Linked DNA regions of Mus musculus: region 1 is linked to region 2. The links are chromatin contacts, found by Hi-C or POLR2A ChIA-PET in ENCODE. All regions are on one chromosome and are shown on one strand. Each heading gives the region's core, a stretch centred on a gene start or an enhancer-like site at or near the end of the contact. The rest is flanking DNA. Distances are from core to core; before and after follow the strand shown. Region 1 holds the start of Fnbp1 (formin binding protein 1). Region 2 overlaps Fnbp1 (formin binding protein 1).

What was found. Hi-C counts contacts between places; a loop is a spot of excess contacts on that map. ChIA-PET counts read pairs that join two places held with the same protein, here RNA polymerase II (POLR2A).
Region 1: a loop to region 2 is called in a map of heart, with 1.9 times the contacts of the local background. The contact joins the promoter of Fnbp1 here to the enhancer-like site in region 2. A Hi-C loop is called at or near these places in 10 of 37 maps with a recorded cell type or tissue (CH12.LX, Patski, T-helper 1 cell and 3 more). POLR2A ChIA-PET finds 5 or more read pairs at or near these places in 4 of 5 experiments (Patski and embryonic stem cell).

Annotation. Positions count from the first base shown.
Region 1 is chr2:31,137,793-31,144,566 of GRCm38, reverse strand. Fnbp1 (formin binding protein 1) reads left to right here and starts at 2,559. Exons shown (of 17, transcript NM_001177648.1): 1 at 2,559-2,788. The coding sequence starts at 2,765.
Region 2 is chr2:31,105,268-31,111,642 of GRCm38, reverse strand. It overlaps Fnbp1 (formin binding protein 1), which reads left to right. Exons shown (of 17, transcript NM_001177648.1): 2 at 6,286-6,375. Among named protein-coding and RNA genes, the nearest start is that of Fnbp1, 34 kb to the left of the region's middle. Within about 2 kb of position 4,047, at least 2 of the 3 ENCODE cell types and tissues checked have a DNase peak (open chromatin) inside an H3K27ac peak, as active enhancers do; they include heart, where a contact is called at or near this core.

The DNA.
Region 1 (6,774 bases), core at 1,310-3,809, 34 kb before region 2:
TGAGTTCAAGGCCAGCCTGGTCTACAAAGAGAGTTTCAGGACAGCCAGGGGTGTTACACAATGAAACCCTGCCGGGGGGGAGGGGGAGCACGAGGGGAAGGAAGGAAGGAAAGAAAGAAGAAAAAGAGCAAACCAAACAGCCAGAAGCCTATGCAGGAATAGTTGGTGGTGTTTGTCCAGATGCCTTAGAGTTAACCCCTTCCCTGCCATCAGTTCATTCAAAAGCAAAGACCAGGCCTTTGTGACTGGAGGTGGAGCAGGTATGCAGCTGTGCTGAGGTCAGCATTTGCTAGGGTGAGACTGACCCAGCTAAAGCATCAGCACTGCAGCTGCCTTTCATCCTCTGAGCTTCTGACTCAAGCCTCTTCCAGTTGCCGTCCAGCCTTATCCACCATGAAAGATACGGAGTAAGTGTGCTCCGTTAGCTCGACTCCTGTAGTCCACAGTGGCTTCCAGAGGTTCTGCAGCTAACAATTTCTGCTTACTCGAATAAAACGACTCATCTTTCGGCATCTTTCTCTCCTTCCGCTTCTTTCTCTTCAGGGCACAGGTTGCTTTACCTCCTGGCTAGCCTATTTTTTCAAGTGGTCATTCTAGTTTTCCGAAGTCAAGATTAGATCATTTCGTGGACGGAAAAGGAAACGACTAACAAGCGGGGAGAGAGGCAAGGTGATAAGGATGCCAGCAGGCAGGGTCTCCCTACAGTGGTCATTTTCAGCTTGGAGAAAATAAAACCCAGTGACATTGCGGGCCCTGGGGAGATGGCTAAGGGAGACTAAGAGTATTGGCTGCCCCCCCAGAAGACCTAGGTTTGACTCTCCATCCCCATGAGTGGTTCACAACCATCTGCAGGTCACTTCCAGGGGTCCCAAGGGCCCCAGTCATGAATGGGTGCGCTGATACACATGCATACGGAACACAAAACAACCCTGCGGCGTGGTTAACATTGCTTACAGTCCCAAGCCCTCCAGCTCACCCTTGCCATAAGTCTGCCTTGGAAGGAAGGTGCCTGACCATCCTGATGCTTGCATCCCTGGCAGGCGAGGGAGTCAAGAGTGCTCAGACCTGGTAAATGTGGGAGCAAAATACTTCAAACAGACACAGAGGGTGGAGGCCATGTCTTGAGGCTGACAAAAGACAGACCAGAATAGTTTTGATAGTTGTAACTGCCTGGCAAAGGAAGTAGGAGGTCCTGAGGTTTAAGGCAAGGTTTCTCAGCTCCGCCCCTCCTTCCTTTTTCTTTCTTTCTTTTTCCTTTTCCAACAAATTTATTATTTTGTGCTTAGTTTTGGTTTTTGAGACAGGATCTCACTATGTAGCTGTAACTCATAGAGATCCACTTGCCTCTGCCTCCATACCTCACCATTATTGTTTACCATTGTTATTTTATTTTAGCTGAGGTTTTCCCCTTTGTGGACCAGGTCATCCTACTTGGTATTTACTATGTGGCTCAGGTTGGCCTTGAACTTGCAGCAGTCTTCCTACCTCTGCCTCAGGAGTGTTAGGACTGGTTAGGAGTGTTAGGTCTGGGACGGCACACACTGGGCTGAGATTCACCCTTTAAGGAGATTTAACTCACTGTTGGAAAAAGATGAACGGGTTCAGGATAACAGGGAGTGGAGAATTGTGTAGAAGAGGGTCACGACTCTGGAGGAGAGGTCTCGGAATTCAGAGAAAGAAAGATTCTGAGGAGACAGTTGGAAGCCCCCAGATTCTCCACAGCATGTGAGAAATGACATTCTGTGGAGTTTTGGAAGAGTTAATGAGATGGTTCCCATTCTGCGTCAGCCACCCACTGGCCAGTTCACCTCCTCTGTTCACATCACTAGGCCTGGACTGGTAGACACTGCCTCCTTTTGGCAGCTGAGGCTCTCCCCCAGATAGAGGTGAAACCTGTTCTAGACCACCCAGCCAAAGAGTGCAGAGGCTGAATTTGAACCCTCCAAAGTCCCTGTGGGCCCTTCAGAGATTCTGCTGTCCTTCAGCAGGGTAACAACTTCACTGCCGAGATTCCTGGCCAAATAGGCAGAAAAAGGCACTGGTTATAATTCTTTGGGCTCACATTCCCGAGTTCTTTCCCTGGGTTCCTGGATCTGCTGGATTGCTGTTCCCTTCAACGTCCTATGTACACTGTGCACCGACGTCACGGTCCCAGGCCCCACTCCTACGCGCGCGCTGCCGAGCTCTTTGGGCCTCCACAGTGTCTGGATAGTGGAAGAAGCCACTCCGGGAGCTTCTAAGGTGGGCGTCGGCGGCCACCTGGCGAAAGTTCTGAAATGCAAAACAGCGCTAGGCGCGATGGGTAGAAGGCAGATGGCGATGGAGGGACGTGATCACCAGCAGCCCAGTCTGCAGACAGAGAGCGCAGGTCCCAAAAGAGTTGGGCTCGCTGGTTGCCGAATACCGATGACGAGCAGGAGTCCCCAGGGGTTCACGTCCTTCCAGACCCCCGGGGCAACTGCGCCAAAGGGAGCCTGTGGGCGGGACGGTATGCACGAGCTGTCAGTCCGGTCCCGCCCCGTCCCGCCTCTCGTCCCGCCCCATCCCGCCCCTCAGCTCCGGTGCGGGGCGGGCGCGCTGCGGCGGTCGCTGCTGCTGCTTCCTCGGGCCATTTTGCTCCGCGCGGAGCGACGAGAGGTTGCGAGCTCGGGCTAGAGGAGGCGCGGGCCGGGGGAAGCGGCGGGCTTTCCGCATTCACAAGGTTCGGAGGGCCGCAGCGATCGCCGGCGAAGGGGGTCGGAGGCCCCTTCCCGGTCCCTGCACCATGAGCTGGGGCACTGAGCTCTGGGTGAGTGAGGGGCCGGGCCGCGGGCGGCCTGGGCGGGAGGCGCATCGAGGGGCCTCGGCGTGCGTCGTCGCCCAGCAAAGAGGGAGCGCGGATCGGGTGGCCCCGGCGGCCTCGGGGCGGCGTGGAGCTGGGTCCGGGCTCCCGGAGCGGCAACCCGCGGGCGTTCCCCGGGGGCGTGGGGCCCGCGCTGTGCCGGGCTGCGTAATTGCGCGCGCCCCTGGCCGGAGCTCTGGGGCCGATCTATACGCTTGGAGGTGCGGGCGGATCCCGCGCTACTCCCGGGGGCGGGGCGGCCTGGCAGGCGCAGGGTTTCGGGTCTCGGGGGTACCGGTAGCGAGAGGTAAGGTCTTCTCTCTGAAAGTGAGGACTTTAGCCCCGAGGCGGTTGGAGCGCACTTGTATCTTGGAGACAGCTCAGATTCTGAATTTGAGGGGGGCTGCGGTGTTTGGTCCGCAGGGGGACAGCGGTAGGGGAGATCATAAGATAGCACGGAGGGACGATTGCCGGGGACCTGGTTCTGTCCTGCTGCCCAGAGGAAACGAAACGGTTTCGAGAGGGGATAATCTTGCGAGGATCCTTCCTTTGGGGGTGCAGGTGGGTTAGTGATCAGCTTGTATCTGGAAACGGTCCCATCGAGGGCGATCAGAGGACGCCAGGACAGCTCTCAGGGCATCTCCGGGAAAGGGAGGCCGTTGGCCGAGGGGCAGGGCCTGTTGCCCTGCCTTCCTCTGGACTCGAGCACGGGGAAAGGCTGGTCATAGGCGTGCGGTGCAATGGCCTGGGTGAAGGTGGGGAAGAAACCGCGGTTACTGCGCTGAAATGTGCCCGAGACCAGTCCTTCTCAGTGATGAATCCTAAGTGCCCGCTGACTACCTTTCTGAATTCCATTTGTGAAGGGTGTGGAGGGATAAAGTATGGGGTGGTGTTGCCATCCAAGATGAGGCCAAGAAATGCCGTGTCAAAATAAGGTTAGGGCAATTAGGGAAATGCTGTGCATCCCCCTTAAATTATTTTCTTTGCCTTGATTGTTTTTACATAACCATTCCTTAGACTACAGTAGCTTCTGCTAATACTAAAATCCCGGGAGCATTGGCTCCCAAGATAACTCATTTCATAAACATCCTCTGTCAAAGGGGTTCCCATTCATTCGGCTGTCAAAATGTCAGGTGACCGGGGCAAATGCCCATTTTGAAAATAAATGTAACGCATAGTTTGAAAGCAACTTGTACACACCCACAGTAGGCAAAACTGTTCGCCTATGCGTGCTATTTTCTTTTCTGATTTGGGGGTGTGTGGTTTGGTTAGTTGATTGGGTTTTGGTTTGGTTTGTTTTTCTTTCACACCGTGGTGGGGGCACATCAGAAGTCAAGGTCAGCAACAGAATGGAAGTCTGGGCATGTGTTCAAACAGCAGGGCATAACTCTGAAGGCAGAAAATACTTGGTTCTTGAGCGACTTAGGGAGGTGGATATTTTGTAGCCATATTGGTGAAGGATGTAGCTGGTGACCCAGGCGAGGGCAGGTATAGCTGGGCTAAAGAGCTGACATCATGGCTGTTCTTCCTGCATCTTTGAGGAGTGGAAAACAGGAGGACGTCAAACACAGGAGCCACTCCTGGTGACTCACACTGTAATCCCCAACTCTGGAAAGGCTGAGGCAGGAGGATTGCTGTGAGTTTGCATCCAGCCTGGAATACATAGTGACTCCCAAGTCAGCAGGAGCTACGTGCGTAGTAAGGCCTTGTCTGAAAAAGCAAAACAAAAAGCTACCAAGGATGTGACTCAGGTAAAATACTTGCCTGGCCTGGACCTGGACAAGGCACTAGAGATTGAACCTAGCACCAGAGGTGGAGAGAAGAGAATGTCAGGAAGTATTTTAAATGGTGAGAGATATAAAGTATTTGTATTTAGCTTACTTGATAAATTTGTGAGTTTTCTTATAGCCAATAGCAGATTGGCCTGCCATACTGTAGATGAAGTATATGGAAATGAGAAAATAAAAAGGGTGACTTAATTTTTATTTTTGGTTTTGTTTTTAAGGCATGGTGAGTACAGGCCTTTACCTTTGGGTAGCTTATAGTTTAATGGAAGGAATAGGTGAGCGTGTTATGATACTATCAAGAAAAACTAGTGCAAAACATGGGTTTTGAGGCAAAAATACTCACTATTAGCTCTCTTAAAACAGTTTTACAAAAAGAAAGGAAAGAAGGAAAGGAAGCCAGCCTAGGGGGATGAGGGAAAGCAGGGTTGAAGAGGCCCGCTGTCTCCGGCTGGGTCTAGTGGTCAGAAGCTTGGATGTGCAGTATCCTGGCGGCCAGGCCAAGGCCCTGATTGAGGGTTTTCCTTACTTGGTGGCTTTGGGACCTCGCTGTGGTAATGAGATAATGATGGGTCGCTAAAGTCTCACTTGGCAGAATGACACTTCTGGATTCGATGGCACAGTTTGGGTGGCCGCAAGTGATTGGCGGCAGGTGGCCTCAGCGCTCATGACTGGCACCGATCTTAACAGATTGTATGCAGTCTTGGGACTTTAGTGAAAGTCCAGCAAGGCCCTGAAAAAAAACTCTTCTGGTTTCAAACACTTGTTCTAGGTAAAAAGCCCACTCTTAAGCCACATCCTGCTTTGTTGAGGACGACACCCGTTTCTTCTAAAAACCTCATGGCAGAAAGCATTCACAGTCTAGGCGAGCTTTTGAAAAAGTTAGAAAAACTTTTGTATCAAGAGTGAACTAAAGCCAGGCCTGCTGGCTCAGGTCTGTAATCCCAGCTAGTGGGAAGCAGAGACAGAAGGACTGAATGTTCAAGGCCCACCGGAGCAACTTATAGTGAGTTTATGTCAAAAATTAAGAACACGGAAAGGGGTGGGGCCATAGCTCAGTACTAGAGAGTTTGCATAGCACACACATGAAGCCTGGGTTCTACCCCTGGTACTGGGGTGGGGAAAAGACAAAGTGTAAATGGCAGGTTTGAATCGTATTTGTTGATGTAGTTATTTATTTCTGTTTTGTTTGAGACACGGTCTAACTGTAGCCCTGGCTGAGGTGGAACTCATTATGTAGACTAGGCTGGCCTCGAACTCACAGACATCCTCCTGCCTCTGCCTCTGCCTCTGCCTCTGCCTCTGCCTCTGCCTCTGCCTCTGCCTCTGCCTCCTTAGACAGCAGTTTTTAAAGTGATTAGGTTAAGGCTGAAGCCTGAGGTCCAGGATAGATTGCTTGCCCAGCATGTAGGAGGCTCTAGGTTCATCTCCAGTGTGGCAAAAAGAGAAAAAGGAAGATCAGTTCATTGCAAGCTTCAGCACCCTTCCTGTCGTCGGGTTAAAAGAAATCTTTTCTGTAACTCCATAACGTTGAACAACTGCTAAGTTCAAATGGCCCAAGCCTCGCCGCTGTGAGCCCCTCATACAGGCTGGAGGATGGCACTTACCTTCCTGACAGCATTTGCTAGCCTGGGACATCAAAATCTCAAGGGACATTTATGTTTCTACAAAAGATTCGTCAAAACAGAGCTGGGTGTAGCTCATTGGTGCTGTGCTTGTTTAGCGTATGTAAGACCCTGAGCTAGATTGGTGTGTGTGTATGTATGTGTGTAATGCATAATATAGTGTATGTATTATATATATATATATATATATATATATATATATATATATATATAATTATTAACATGTATATGTATTATATAACATTAAGTGTTTTATATATATTTGTATACATATATTCTTAGATACCTTAAAATAGGCTTTTTTAGAATGGTTTGAGATTCCCAGAAAAAGTGAGTAGGTGATAGAGAGATTGTCACCTCCCCTGTGCTCTTTGTCCCCAAATGAACACTGTCTGGCTACGTTTCTCCTTTATCCCCTACACATGTGCTTTGGCACACACTCCCACTCCCACCACACACACATAAACACACACAGAGACGCAAGTTTGAAAACTGTATTTGAAAAGCAGTTTCTTTCCTGTGGTTCATAGCACTTGGGCCTGGT
Region 2 (6,375 bases), core at 2,798-5,297:
GGGAGGAACGGGTTCATTTGGCTTATAGGTTATAGTCAGTCACTGATGGAAGCCAGGGCAGGAACTTGGAGGCAGGAACTGTATGTAGCAGAGACCTTAGAAGAATACCGCTTGTTGACTCAGCCCCTGGCTTGCTCAGGTGCCTTTCCTATTCAGCCCAGGCCTACCTGTGTAGGGATAGCACTGCCCTACAAAGGAGGGCTAGGCTAGGCCCTCCGATGTCAATTAGTAATTAAGTTAAAAGCCCCACAAACAGTTCATAGGCCAGTCTAATGGAGGTAATTCCTCAGTTGAGGTTCCCTCTTCCCTGGTACATCACGTTGACAGCTAAGGCTAACTATGCCACCAGTGAATAATAGGTAATGGTGCCCAGTAAAAGCATCATTTTCAGTGTAAGGTGGACTGGTGGGTTTCATTGTAACTGTCAAGGATGTTTTGTTGCCATGGTTAGTTACTATGGCTGCAGATATCATATGGTGCCTACTCTTTGGGAAACTATTGGTGTGTTACCCAAGGAAGAGATCCGGCTATCTGCAAAGGCCATTGAGCTACTCTTCTTAGGGCTGAGGATGTGAATCAATCAATGTATAGCCAGCGCCCAGTATGCCAAGAGTTTACCCACAGCCCCCCACCACACACACACACACACACACACACACACACACACACACACACCACTTTAAAAGGGTAAAGACTTGATCAGGTGCACACCTGTTATACCAGGACTTGAGAGGTTTAGAGGCCGAACCCAGGAGTCCAACATCATTTGTGGCTAGGCCAGCTAGACAGGCCAGCTCTCCCCTGACCCTCCTCTGCCTGCCTGAGTGCATTTGTCTTTCTTCCCAGCTTCACCTCATCAAGAATGGCCACAGAAACAGAAGCAGCCAGTCTCTGTGAGGCTACTCTTCCCACTAGAGAGTTTTGTTTAGAAAACTGCAGTTTCTAAGCACAAAAATGGTTGACCTCGGATACATGACAATCCTTCCATTGCAGCCTCCCAGGTGCTGGGTAGCGGGCTGCCCCACCTGGGCACATCAGGAAGGAATATATTCTCGATTCTCGATAACACCACCATCCTCGCTGGAGTCTGGGATAGTTTTCTAAGGACCATTTATAATGTTTGCCACAAAGGAGTCTTTTTGAGATTTGGAATTTCTTCCCGTTAAATTTTCCACATTTTAGTCAAGAATGTAAGTGGGCCGATTGGTTTTTCATCTGTTTTGAATTTTCCTGTGGCTGCCTTGTCCTTCAATAGTAGCGGTGGGGCGTGGTCCCTTCAGGGATGCCTTAACATCGCCTACGGAGGATGCTGCGTGGAGGCAGCAGGCATTCATGTATTCGTTGCTATTTGAGGCTTTGCTGTGAGGATTCTCTGTCCTGTTTGGATCCTGTGCTTTGAGAAATAGCTTTACTACAGTTGGCAAAGTGGTTTTGGTAGCTGATAACTGTTGAAAGCACATTGCTGAGGTCTGGAGTGTAGTGCAGCTGATAGAGTGCTTGCCTCGCATCACAAAGCCCCTGCTTTGATCGCTGGTACTAGCTTGGCGATACATGCCTGTCATTCCTTTGTGTGGGAGGTAGAGGCAGGAAGATCAGGAGTTCAGGGTCATCTTGGCTTCATAGCGAGTTTGAGGCCAGCCTGGACTAAGTACCACCCTGTCTCAAAACTAAAGCCAATGGAAACATAACTGGTCAGTGAACTTTAAAGGGAACTCAGGTTTCTTTTTGTTTGTTTGTTTGTTTGGAAGAACTTAAGGCTATCCACCCTTGCTATAGAGAGTGTCAGGCAGCTGTCTCAGGGAGACTGTCAGCGAGACAGTAAAATCCAAGAGCAGAAGCTGTCAGAGTTTTCAGAGGTAATGGCGCTGTAGAGAAAACTCAAGGGGAGGCGGGAAGGGAAGACTTGTCTTGTTTTCACTGCTGAGGCTACAACCTTGAACTTCACCCTTTGTACTACTGAGCTCCAGCCCCAGCTCGTGACATATATATCAATATATAGATATAGATATAGATGTAGATGTAGATGTAGATGTAGATATAAAGATATATAGGTAGAAAGATAGACAGAGGATATGATATATTGGAGGGATGTGTGTGTGTGTGTGTGTGTGTGTATATATATATATATATATATATGTGGGGGACATGTGTGTGTGCGCACGCGCATGTGTGGGGAGGCCAGAGGTTGACTTCAGCTGTTATCTTCAGACACACCATCTAAACATCTCTTTAGATACAGGGTGAGTAAGCTGGCTGGTGAACCCCAGGGATCACCTGTCTCCATCTACCCAGCACTGGGCACTTTGACCTGGGTGTTGTGGATCAGACATGGTGTTCATGCCTTCAAGGCCAGTGTGTTAACCACAGGGCCATCACCCCAGCTATTACTTTTCTGTAAACCTGGCCGATATGAAACTAAACCAAGACAGGGCCACTGACCAACAGAGTACTTGTGGGAAGTCTCGGCCTGAGTGCTGGGAGCTCTTCATTCATAGCCATCACTTGAGTTACTTGTGTATTTGCCTCTTCCGGTTGTTTACAGAAACCTGCCGTCTTGTTTACCCCGCTCATTTGCTCAGCAAGCCTCCTGTAGAGATAACATAAATAAATAATCTTCTGAGCAGTGTTTCTTACAATGGACTCTGGGAGGCGTGGGGGTGGATCGAGAACCAAAAAAAAAGTGATGAGAATTTTAAATCTTCGTCCTTTGATTTTTACGACAACATTTTAAAAGATGGGTTGTAAGGACCAACACTTTTCACAGGAGTTATCTTCAGGGCATTTTAGTGGCACAAGACTCCGTGTGTCCTAAGTTGACACTTCTTTGTTCTCTGCTCCTGGCTACAAGCAAGGCTAAGGTCATTAATCTATAGATGGTGACCGTAAGCCAGTAATCTCAGCATTAGCTGTCAACTTGATAGTGTCACCTAAGAAAAAGAGTCTCAATTGAGGGAATGTGCACACCAGATCGGCTTGTGGACATGATTGTGGGTGCTTGCTTTGATTGTTCATTGTTTCGGGAGGATCCAGCCCACTGTGGGTAGCACCATTCCCTAGACGGGTGGTCCTGGACCTCATAAGAAAGCTAGCTAAGCACAAGGCTCTGAACAAGCAGGCAGTCAGCACCCTCCACAGTTTCTGGTTGAGTTCCTCCTTGAATTCCTGTCTTGCCTTTCTTCAGTGATGGGCTATGAGCTAGAGTGTAAACCGAAGCATACACTTTCTCCTCTCTGTCGTCTCTAGACAGGGTGTTTTATCACAGCAACAGGAAGGAAATTAGGACACATGACTCTGATTGACTCAAGGCTGATGCAGAAGCGGAAAGCACAGCTCAGCTCCAGCCTTCAACAAAGCTGTGTTGTGTTTGAAGAGGTCGCATCACATACCAGGGATCGAGACAAGAGAAAGCTTTTAGAAGGGGTGGGTGTGTATTTGTGGGGTAGATTGTGGAGATGATTGGTATCATGGGCACACACTTACCTTCAGACACTTCGGGTTATATGTGTTAAGTGTGTATAGCTTTCCTTGTTGTTGGCAGAATCTCATTATATTGTTCAGGCTGGCCTTGAAATCTTGGGTTCGTGTCCTCCTGTCTCAGCTTCCCGAGAGGTGAGATTTTAAATGTACACATCACTGTGTGCAGCCTCTTTAAAAAGAAGATTTTATTTTATTTGTGTGGGGGGGGGGGTGAGGGGTTGGCTTGAGATGGGGGGGGGTTTCTCTGTGTAGCTCTGGCTGTCCTGAAGCCCCCCTCTGAAGACCAGGCTGACCTCAGACTCAGAGATCCACTTACCTCTGCCTCCCAAGTCCTGGGATTAAAATCACCAGCCCTGGTAGGCGATTTTATTTTTAATTATTACTTGTATGTATATGTTCATGAGTGTAGGTTTGACCACGTAAGTACAGTGCCTGTGGAGATCAGAAACTTAAGATCCCCTGGAGTTTTACAGGACAAAGAGCCATATGCGACCTTAACCGTTGAGCTCTCTCAGCTCCCCTCCCCCTCTTGTGAGATGGCTTCTTATTGTAGACCAGGCTGTTTTCAACTTTGCTATGTAGCTGAGGGTGACCGTAAGCTTCTGATCTTCCTGCCTCTACTTTCCGAGTGCCGAATTTACAGGGGTGCGGGCCACACACAGTTCCTGAGGGATTAGAGATAGAACCCAGGGCTGCCTGGGTTTGCACTAAGCAAACACTCTACCAACTGAGCTGCAGCCCCAGCGCTGTGCCAGTGGCAGTCATATCTCAGGGATGGGGCTGGAAAGAATGCCCGAAGTGTGCCAGTTATATATTGCATGTCTTAAGACCTTGCATGTTTTAGAGAAGTGAAGCAGGGATTCCTGGGCATGCCAGGGACACCTAGCAGAGCTGTTGAGACTGTGTCAGTGAAGTCCTGGAGCTGGCCAGACCCTCGTTCTCTCCTGAGGCTCCCTCTGAGGCAGCAGCACGCCTCCCATCTGACCTGGCTCGAAACTCTTCCCGGGATGCTCTAATGCATTCTCTGGCTCTGTTCCATTGCTCTCCGGCTCCGCTTCCTGGGCCAGTCCTCCCTGCTGCTCCTGTGTGAGGCTGTCCTCCCCCTGGCACTCTGATCTGTGGCTGTAGCCTCAGACCATCCACTTCCCGACATCCTCCTGCGAGCTTGGTCCATCTGTGCTTGCAGGCTCTGCTGTGTGTACCAAACCCTTTATTCACATGGCCAAAGTGCACTGAGTCTTCCTCCCCTGTGTGGACTATTTCTTTATGTGCAGGAAGCAGACCCAGACTCACCCTGAAGCCCTTCCCCCTTTTGCTTGCGTCTCCCTCAGAGTCTGCAGCCAATCTGTCACTTACAGTAGCATTTGCCAAGTGTCAGCATGGCTTCCTCCTGCTGCTCTCACCTTCAGACTGTGGGGACAGTCTCCGGGCAGATCTGTGGTCACGATTTTGCAGAGCAGCTTGTGCTTTCTAAAGGGTCCAAGCTCCTTCTCTGTGCATTGAAGGCCTTGGAAAATCTGACCCTACACCCTCTCCAGCTCCATCACCCCTGCCCATACCCTGGTGCCCTCCCAGCCTCACCTGCACTCAAGGGACACAAACCCATGGGAATCCCGGCTGTCTCCACAACCAGGCATCAGCAGTGGCTGGCACACTTACCCATCTCCCTCTTCAAAGCAGAAACCCCTAGCCTCTGTACAAGGTGTAGTCTAACCTCGTTCAGTTTTGGTTCCCTGGGTCCAATTGCTTTTTTGTCTGTGAGACATAGTGTAGCGAAGTCCACAGTGAGATGTCTTACTCACTTGAGAAAAAGCAAAATGTGATAACTGTACCCTGACCCTTTCTGCTCTCCAAGTGCAAGCAGCTGGTTCTTTCTTTAAAAAAAAAAAAGATGCAGGGTGGGATACATGTCTTTAAGCCCAGCATCCCTGAGGCAGAGGCGGGTGGATCTCTGAATTCCAAGCCCCTGGCCACTTATCAAGTTCCAAGCCAGCCAAGGCTACATAGTGAGACCCTGTCTCAACCAAAAAGAGGGGAAAGCTAGAGAGATGACCCAGCAGTTAAAAGCACTGGCTGCTTTTTCCAAAAGACCAGGGTTCAATTCCCAGCACCCATTACTGCCTGTAACTCTGGATCCAGGGACCCGAGACCTTCTTCTGGTTAGCATGGGTACCAGGCGCACACACTTGGTGCACTTACGTATATACAGGCAAAGCACCCACATACATAAAATAAATATAAGAAATTATTTTTTATTTTATTGGGTAAGTGTGCGCACGTGTGCATGAGGGTACTTAAGGAGTCTAGGAAGGGTTTCTGATATACAGGAGCTAGAGTTAAACTGTGAGCTGCCTGACATAGATGCCGAGAAGCAAACTCTGGCCCTTTGCAAGAGCAGTAAGTGCTCTTTACTACTGAGCCATCTCGTCTGCCCTAGAGTGCTCCTATGTGTATGTGAGTGTGTGTGTGTGTGTGTGTGTGTGTGTGTGTGTGTGTGTGTGTGTGTGTGTCACCTGTCAGCTTTTGGCATCTGAGACATTTTCTTTTGTAATGGAACATTAATTATATATAGACCCAATGTGTCTAAAAGGAGGAGAGAGCAGGGATGCTAACTCTGGACGATGCTCAAACCAAATTTGGTACTGTTGATGTAAAGCTCTCAACAGACACCCCCACCCTCAGTGGCATCATGGAAAATGCTAGAGCCGCTGTCTTGGACCAGTGAATGATGGAGAGGGTGGCTCCCTGGAACTGGAAGCCATAGAGAGAGACAATAAACTTCCCCCTTCTCTCTCTCTTTTCAAACAGGATCAGTTTGACAACTTGGAAAAACATACACAGTGGGGAATCGATATTCTTGAGAAATACATCAAGTTTGTCAAGGAGAGGACGGAGATT